3 separate regions of the Homo sapiens genome follow, and all the other regions are linked to region 3. A link is a contact called in ENCODE Hi-C or POLR2A ChIA-PET data. All regions are on one chromosome and are shown on one strand. Each heading gives the region's core, a stretch centred on a gene start or an enhancer-like site at or near the end of the contact. The rest is flanking DNA. Distances are from core to core; before and after follow the strand shown. Region 1 overlaps LOC105376481 (a long non-coding RNA gene). Region 2 overlaps LOC105376481 (a long non-coding RNA gene). Region 3 holds the start of LINC02644 (long intergenic non-protein coding RNA 2644).

The links. Hi-C counts contacts between places; a loop is a spot of excess contacts on that map. ChIA-PET counts read pairs that join two places held with the same protein, here RNA polymerase II (POLR2A). Pooled maps may share reads with other maps.
Region 1: a map with no recorded cell type shows a loop between it and region 3 (2.6-fold over the local background). The contact joins the enhancer-like site here to the promoter of LINC02644 in region 3. A Hi-C loop is called at or near these places in 5 of 37 single-sample maps with no recorded cell type and 10 of 50 pooled maps.
Region 2: a loop to region 3 is called in a pooled map, with 2.2 times the contacts of the local background. The contact joins the enhancer-like site here to the promoter of LINC02644 in region 3. A Hi-C loop is called at or near these places in 3 of 37 single-sample maps with no recorded cell type and 10 of 50 pooled maps. POLR2A ChIA-PET finds 5 or more read pairs at or near these places in 2 of 52 experiments (AG04450 and IMR-90).

Annotation. Positions count from the first base shown.
Region 1 is chr10:31,074,271-31,076,970 of GRCh38, forward strand. All of the region lies in intron 1 of LOC105376481 (a long non-coding RNA gene), which reads left to right. Among named protein-coding and RNA genes, the nearest start is that of ZNF438, 44 kb to the left of the region's middle. Within about 2 kb of position 1,306, at least 3 of the 41 ENCODE cell types and tissues checked have a DNase peak (open chromatin) inside an H3K27ac peak, as active enhancers do.
Region 2 is chr10:31,127,993-31,130,692 of GRCh38, forward strand. All of the region lies in intron 2 of LOC105376481 (a long non-coding RNA gene), which reads left to right. It overlaps LOC105376482 (a long non-coding RNA gene), which reads right to left. Exons shown (of 4, transcript XR_001747412.2): 3 at 2,417-2,526; 4 at 1,991-2,179. Among named protein-coding and RNA genes, the nearest start is that of LINC02664, 59 kb to the right of the region's middle. Within about 2 kb of position 1,444, at least 7 of the 41 ENCODE cell types and tissues checked have a DNase peak (open chromatin) inside an H3K27ac peak, as active enhancers do; they include IMR-90, where a contact is called at or near this core.
Region 3 is chr10:30,721,783-30,724,482 of GRCh38, forward strand. LINC02644 (long intergenic non-protein coding RNA 2644) reads left to right here and starts at 1,437. Exons shown (of 2, transcript NR_134497.1): 1 at 1,437-1,554; 2 at 1,637-1,958.

The DNA of each region.
Region 1 (2,700 bases), core at 56-2,555, 350 kb after region 3:
CTTGCTGCTTTCAAAGGAAGCGGGGAGTCTCAAGAGGGCCCTCAGTGCACTAAAATCTCAGACTTCACCACTATACAACTCATCTATGTAACCAAAAACAATTTGTACCTCAAAAATGTTTGAAATAAAAGAAAATAGTTAAAAAAAAAAACTGGCCCCAAAATTAAGAGGGCTGTTTGCAGAGTGAAGTGCTGGGGATGAAGATGACAGATTGGAGGAATCTCTGGGGAGAGCTCTGCAGAGGAGAGGGGGGTATCGGATGGCAGGGTGGTGAGGGGAGACCCTGGAATCAGGAAGGACCCACATAGAGGAGCTGTAAACGGGAAAGAAAGGGAATGAGATGAGGCTCCAGGAGGGTGTTCCTGGATGAGCAGGTCTGTGCAAACCTACCCCAAAGGCCCAGGGAGCTGAGAAGCTGAAGAAAGAGGGTGATAAATCCAGTTTCTCAGAGAGAAATATTTAACAGGGACTTAAGAACAGAAGCCATGTCTCAGGCGGCCATGAGATGGTGGATCACTGCACGGTTACCCCGCAGACCCAGGGCTTATATACTATAGGGAATTTGCCTAAGGGCAGGATTTATGGTAAGTGTGTGTTTATGATAACAGCATGGTTATTTTGACCTAAGGGCAGGATTTACAGGAAGTATATGTGAAAGTAGAAATCCTAGAGGCAGGCTAGGTGCAGTGGCTCATGCCTGTAATTCCAGTGCTTTGGAAGGCCGAAGTGGGAGGATTGTTTGAGGCCAGGACTTCGACACCAGCAGGGACAACATAGTGAGACCTTGTCTTCACAAAAAGTTTTAAAAAATCAGCCAGGTGCAGTGGCCCATGCCTGTAGTCCCAGCTACTAGGGAGGCTGAGGTGGGAAGATTCCTTGAGCCTGGGAGTCTGAGACTACAGTAAACTGTGATCACACCACTGCACTTCAGCCTTGGCAACAGCGTGAGACTCTGTCTCTAAAAAGAGAAAAAAAGAAATCTTAGAGGCATTCTCAGAATTTGGGTTAGTCAACATGGTGGCAAAACAGACCCACAGGTGCAATGAGGACTTTTATTGATTTTCCATTCATTCATTTATTCCTTGCTATGCCCCTTTGGTGAGCCAGTGTATGTTTTAGGTGCTGGAGATAAAGCCGACTCCACCCTAAAGAATCTTCAGTGAAGTCTCTTACTTCTCACTGATGCCTCCTGGAATAGATTTTCTCTTGGAGAGGAAGAGAAATGCTCTGAGACTCGCCAAGACTGGCGCAGGGTGAGAACACAGGATGCTGTCAGTAAGGACAGCCACACCTTGTTACTCACATTTCAGGAGGGGTGTCCATAAAGAAAAAAACCAACGTCTTGGCTCTTACGTGTCATAATTGACTTCTTGACCAAGAATTGTAAGCATCTAAGTGTAGGAAGAACATGCATAGCTGCTCAGGAATGTGGAGGGGAAGGGAATAATTTGCTTTGGATAGGGTTGGTCCCTTCTCAATGTGTTGTGGTGGAGTTTTTTTTTAGTTCACTTGTTCTTTCACCTTGGTCTGGAATGGTCTTTGGAGTTTAAGCCTCTAGAGCAGCTGTTCTTAAGGGAGGTGTCTCAACAAACTGGTGTGTTGGAATGTGTAGTGAGGAATGCAGTAATTTCTTACTAATAATAAAGATCCAAAATTGTGCAAATGAATGCACCACAATTTTTTAAATGAATAATGTGAAAACCATAGATACTTAAAAACAGAGCCCCACAAAAGGCCTCTATTTTTTTCATTACTGTGACACCAGTGACAGTTGATGTTTACATACATGATCCAGTGGGTGTTCCCAGCTTGATAGCTAGAAGTGTGAGTGAGGAAAAGGGGCTTGCTTCCTGATTCACTAGAAGCCAATACAACAACGCCAAGTTTTTGAAAAAAGAAGACTTTTTTATTGTAATTGCTTTTTTATTGCAATTGCTTTTTATTGCAAGTCAATTCACAAGGAGACAGGAGACCATCTCGAATCTGTCTCCCTGTCCTGGCTTTCAGGCAGTAATTTTATTAGAAAATGTTTAGGGGATGGATTTCAGGATTAGAAGGTGACTGGTGGAAGGAAAGAGGAGATTTGGAAAGTTCTTGGGCATGCACAATTATCTCTCTTCATGCCTCCTCATGGGTCCCATGCGCAAATCCAGGGGGAGTTGGTATGAAACACATGGTGGAAATTCAGGCTATGACATCAGCAAGCTAATTCTACACAAACTCCAGTCAGCCATATTGGTCCCAACCAATTTTAGCCAGTTTTGTTATCTTACAAGTGGAGAGAGTTTCAGCATTTTAATAAGTTGTGCTTTTTAAAATCTGTCATCCTGCAAGCTCAAGAATTTCTGTTAATCATTGGTTTCTTTAACTCTCCGAGGTATAGTTTCATAACTCTACTCATTTTGTCTTATTCAAGAAGGAAAAGCAAGTGAATGAGAGAGATATTAGGTGCAGTATCATTCCTCAAGGCTAACTCTGGGCTCATGGAAAGAGTGCTGCGATTGATTGATAATGTCTGTCATGGATGTGGGAATGGGTGTGGTCGTGCGTCACCAGGTTTTTACCACACCTGCATTACGTATTTCTGAGTTTTCTGGTGTTGTGTCCCTTTGCTTTGCTTATGTTGTAGTCACCTATATCGTGTCTTAAATAGTTTTGATTCACTCATATCACCTTGCCTGGCCAAGTCTTGCAATGAAT
Region 2 (2,700 bases), core at 194-2,693, 410 kb after region 3:
GGATATGGATATGTGCCCATTCAGGTTAAAATTAATTGCTGCATCTTCCAGGGTGGAAGGTATCCAGTGTAGTGAATTTGCCAGAGTGTCCGGTTGGTCTCCTTGAGGTATAGGCTCTACTGGGACCCCAGTATCACTCTCTGCTGCTAGAATGTTAGACATTTGGCAGTAGCAGTGGCTAGAAAAGCTTTGGTAAGCGGGAGCCAATACTGGTGGGCCCATGCATAGCTTCCATACCTGCCACCATGGCTATTCTATTCAGCGCCGGCCCTGGAGTGGATGATGACAGGGACTGCTGTCAACTGGTTAGTCATTTTGTCTACCTGTATGTTTAGTGCCTCTCTTGTGGGTGTTAACATGTGATACAAAGACCTTCAACACTCCTGTAGTCCATGCACGTGTCTCTACTCCAGACCTCCTTGTGGCCAATCTGCCAATCTGTCTCCTACTAGGCCCCTGCCCATTTGGTCAAGCCATTTGGTACTGCCCATAAGTCTGCATATATCACGACCCCAGGCCACTTCTCTTTCAAAACAAAGTGTATGACCAGGGACACCACCATCCACACTGTCTTTTAAGACCACCCTTGAATGGGACTGTAGCACAGTTCCCATTCATTTTCAGCTTGCACGGATGTACAGAGCTGGCCCATCCATGAAGCAAGCTTGAGCTCCTTCCTCTTAGTCAGCTAATCATAAGGGTCTTACATATGGCTGTGGGTGTGAGCTGAGAGGGAAGTGCTGGTACAGTAATAGTGGATGGCTATTGTGCAGCTTGACTGTGCCCTCTGGTCCTGCTTAGGCCTAATCCCAGATGTACCAGTCCAGTCTTACAATGGATTGTTCCAGGGCCTATCCAATGACATGACATAGTGGTTTCGACAGAACCCAGCTCCTGATGGGCTGCTTTGGCCACATGGTCACTTTGTGTCCCATGGTCAGATACTGTGTCTCTATGAGGTCCCCATAGCATGCCAGAACTGTTGTTCAAAGTTGTATAATTCTCGCTGTGGATGGCATAATTTTGTTCCAGGCTTGTTAGTGATTAAACAAATTCAATAAATCATCTCCAAATGAAGACAGTAAAGTTTTTACACTTACTTTTCAAAACCACAATTTTCTCATCATTTTTAAAAAGCTACATCATATAGTAAGAGTATTCAATGTGACTTTGGGACTTTTAGACATGATTTTTTTAAAAAAGGTCTACTCACACCAATCTTTGCTTATTTATATCAAATCCACAAATACAGCAGGATGAAATGAACAAATAAAAAAACTTAGGAGTAAGTTAAAAATATGGCTTGGAAAAATAACACAGGGCCAAGTTAAAGTTAGCAGACAAAAGCACAGGGCCAGAATTCCCAACCAGTTGCTGGATCTGCACTGTAAACTCCATTCTGGGTCCTGCTGTGACTGTTGCCAAGACATCATGACTCAGCACTCTCCCTGAGACCCACCACATGCAACGCAAGGAGACAGGTTACCCCATCACCCATTTCATGCACACACCAGGATGCAGATGCACTCAGTGAAAAGAGGACTGAGCTTTCTGCATTTGGAAAACTGCCTGAGATGGTGGGGGTGTGTGAAGATAGCCTAGGCAGTGTAACTCAATTTAGTTAAAAAAAAAAAAAAAAAAGGCAGCTGGGCGCAGTGGCTCATGCCTGTAATCCCAGCACTTTGGGAGGCCGAGGCGGGCGGATCACGAGGCCAGGAGTTTGAGACCAGCCTGACCAACATGGTGAAACCCTGTCTCTACTAAAAATACAAAAATTAGCCAGGTGTGGTGGCGTGCACCTGTAATCCCAGCTACTCATGAGGCTGAGGCAGGACAATCACTTGAACCCGGGAGGTGGACGTTGCAGTGAATCAAAATCATGCCGCTGCACTCCAGCCTGGGCAACAGAGTGAGATTCCATCTCAAAAAAAAAAAAATATGACTTGAACTTAGTCTTGGTCCTCCGGACAGCAGATCCTGAGACAAACGCTTGAGTGCAAAAATTTATTGGGATGTGTGATCCAGCAAGTAGGAGTAAAAGACAAGACGGATGAAGGACAGAGGATGGAAACCAATACAAGGATGAGTTATTAAGTTGGCCACAGCTCCTGGCGAATGGTTCCTGGCTGTTTCTGGGCTGCCTGAGGAGTTGCATGAAAGATGTTTCAGGGCTGTCCATCTGGGGGAAGAAAGGAAAACATTTATCCATTAGCACTTAGACTCCATTGATCACTCCTGGGTTGGGCAAAATGCATGGGCCCCCGACGGCTTAGAGAAGCTCCAGGGCAGACTCTGGAAGCTCCAGCAGAGGTGTGAGGCAAAGGCATGAGGCAAGGCCCCAGCAGGAAGCTGCTCAGAACCTGCATCAGTAGCTGGAATGAGGGACAAGGGACACCCAAAGGCACTGAGGTCATACCCAAGAGGTGCCTGGTGCACAGTCCAGATTTAAAATTGGTTGCTGCTGGAAAACCATCTTCTTAGAATCTGTTCATCTTTAGCAAATTGCTGATCCCTAAGTAATGACCCCTGTAAGAGTTAAGTAATGTCAGCAGGATACTTGTTTCAAGCACCATTCCATCCATGAACAGAGCCAGCATTTGCAAGTATGTTCTTTGCTTCCTGTGTCAAAATATGAAGCTTTCATGAATGCTCCAGAGATTATATCTGAAAACAGATTTACTCCAGACATCTAGTCTAGCA
Region 3 (2,700 bases), core at 187-2,686:
AAAAATAAATAAATAAATAATAAATAAAGAGAAAAACTGTGTTCTGTCTCTTAATTTTTCTGTTAACAATGGGCTGTAGACACTAGTCCTTGGATGTTTGCTTATGTGTGTGTGAGGCTTTGAAATCCCAGGAGGCACGTGGTGAAGACCTAAACTGAGGATTGCTCAGGGTAGCGGTCTCCAACTTTTTTGGCACTAAGGACGGATTTCATGGAAGGCAATCTTATCATGGATGGGCAGCAGGTGGGGGATGGTTTCAGGATGATTTAAGCGCATTACATTTACTGTGCACTTTATTTCTATTATTACTACATTGTAATATACAATGAGATAATTATACAACTCACCATAATGTAGAATCAGTGAGAGTCTTGAGCTTGTTTTCCTGCAACCAGACAGTCCCGTCTGGGGGATGATGAGAGACAGTGATAGATCATCAGGCATGGGATTCTCATAAGGAACCTGCAGCCTAGATCCCTCACATGCGCAGTTTACAATACAGTTTGTGCTCCTATGAGAATCTCCTAATCTCCTTTGCTGGGGTGGATCTGACAGGAGGCAGAGCTAAGGTAGTAATGCAACTGATGAGGAGCCGGCCACTGTGAATACAGATGAAGCTTCCTTCTCTGGCTCACCGCTCACTTCCTGCCACACAGCCCGGTTCCTAACAGGCCGCAGACCAATACTGCTGGTCTGTGGCCCAGGGATTGGGGATTTTTGGCCCAGGGCCCCTACCCCACCATCCTCAGCCATCCCTCATTCCTCCCTGAGGGTAGGCACAATCAAGCCATGGCCCAGAGAGAGACTTTGGCATTCATTTTCACAGGTCTTTCTTGAGCTTAGATCCAGAATAAAGCACACATGTTTCAAAACAGGCCTCTGTGCAAATCCTTTCTGAACTAATGTAGCCACTAGTAATGGGGGACAATTACCAAGAAGTCAATAAAGAGTACCAGTGCAAGTCCAGGTGCAGTGGCTCACGCCTAAAATCCCAGTGCTTTGAGAGGTTGAGGAGGGAGAATCACTTGAGCCAGGAGTTCAAGATCAGTTTGGGCAACATAGTGAGACCCTGTCTCTACAAAAAATTTAAAAATTAGCTGGGCATGGCGGGGGCGTGCCTTTAGTCTCAGCTACTCAGGATGCTGAGGCGGGAGAATCTCTTGGGCCCAGGAGGTAGAGGCTGCAGTGAGCTGTGATCCTGCCATTGCACTCCAGCCAGAGCAACAGAACAAGACCCTGCCTCTTAAAAAAAGTACAGTGCTCTATTTTCAAAAATATCAAGGTAATTCAAATGCAAAAACATCAAGGTAATTCAAATGCAAATAACTGAGAATTAACTGTATTGGTAGGGCATTTGGCCCAAAGAAGACTTCCTCTTTTTGAAAAGTAAATACATTGCATTGCATGCATTTGCTCTTTTCCCCAGAGAAAGGATGTTGGGCTGCTCCAGACCTCTGACAATGGATGCACCCCCAGGATTAGATCAGAAAGATGGACCTGCCAGGGGAAAGCGTCAGAGGCTTCTGTTCCTACCATCAGTACCATGGATGCGCTGTGAGTGTGGAGCCTGTATGGAAATGCCCCACTGGTTTCACAGTGTCTAAAGCTGATCCTTGGGGACTAATAGAGAAGAAAGATTAACAGACCAGCGTCCCTTGTTTCTAATACTGAACTGGCCTCTACTGAGCTTTTGCCTCTACTGAGCTTTTGTCGCGCAGCTGAGATTGGAAAGGAAGCCTCAGGAGCAGAAGCGAATGCAAGCTAACAGAAAGAAAGGCAGCGCGGAGGACGCCACAGCCCCAGCGCCCTCCCAGCCTCAGCAGAGCTGTGGGGATTGTTCTTCACATCTGACGCCATGGGGTTCTGGAAGTCTCTTAAGGGATATATTGGAACTGACTTGTATTATTTGGAAATCGACATAAATTGTCTATTATTAAATCTCACTGAATTAAGTCCAACTTTACCATCTGAACACCGTTTTAGCATTCATCCTGAAATGGCTGGAACATGATTTGTTAGCTCCATAAGGGTAAAGAAATATTAGCTGGGTGCAGCAGCTCATGCCTGTAATTCCAGCGCTTTGGGAGGCTGACAGGGAAGGATCGCTTGAGCCCAGGAGTTTGAGACCAGCCTGGGCAACATAGTAAGACCCTGTTTCTAAAAAAAATCAAAAAGTTAGCCAGGTGTGGTGGCACGTGCCTGTAGTCCCAGCTACTAGGGAGGCTGAGGTGGGAACCTTGCCTGAGCCCAAGAGATTGAGGATGCAGTGAGCTGTGATTGCACCACTGCACTCCAGCCTGGATGACAAAGTGAGACCGTGTCTCAAAAAAAAAAAAAAAAAAAAAAAAAAAGAAATATTGAGCAATGACTGACCAAGAGCCTGTATGGAAGCAAAGAAAAATAAAACAAGCCTAATGTTTAGTAGCGGTTTCTGCAGATGGAAGACAGCAAACGGGGAAAGAGTGCATTTGGGATTGCAGGACTTGGTTAGTGTCAGAGCCTGTCCTAAAAGACGACGATGCAGCAGGACCCTACCTGTCCTTATGACTTCCTTTCATCCTCCCCGCTCACCCTCCATGCTTCCTTCCTGAAGGAGGCCATTCCATTATTAAAATCAGGAACTGCAAAGATCCGGCAGGGAGCGTCATTTGCCAACGGTATTTGAGGTCCCAGTGGGAAAGATTTTTTTTTTTGGTTGGA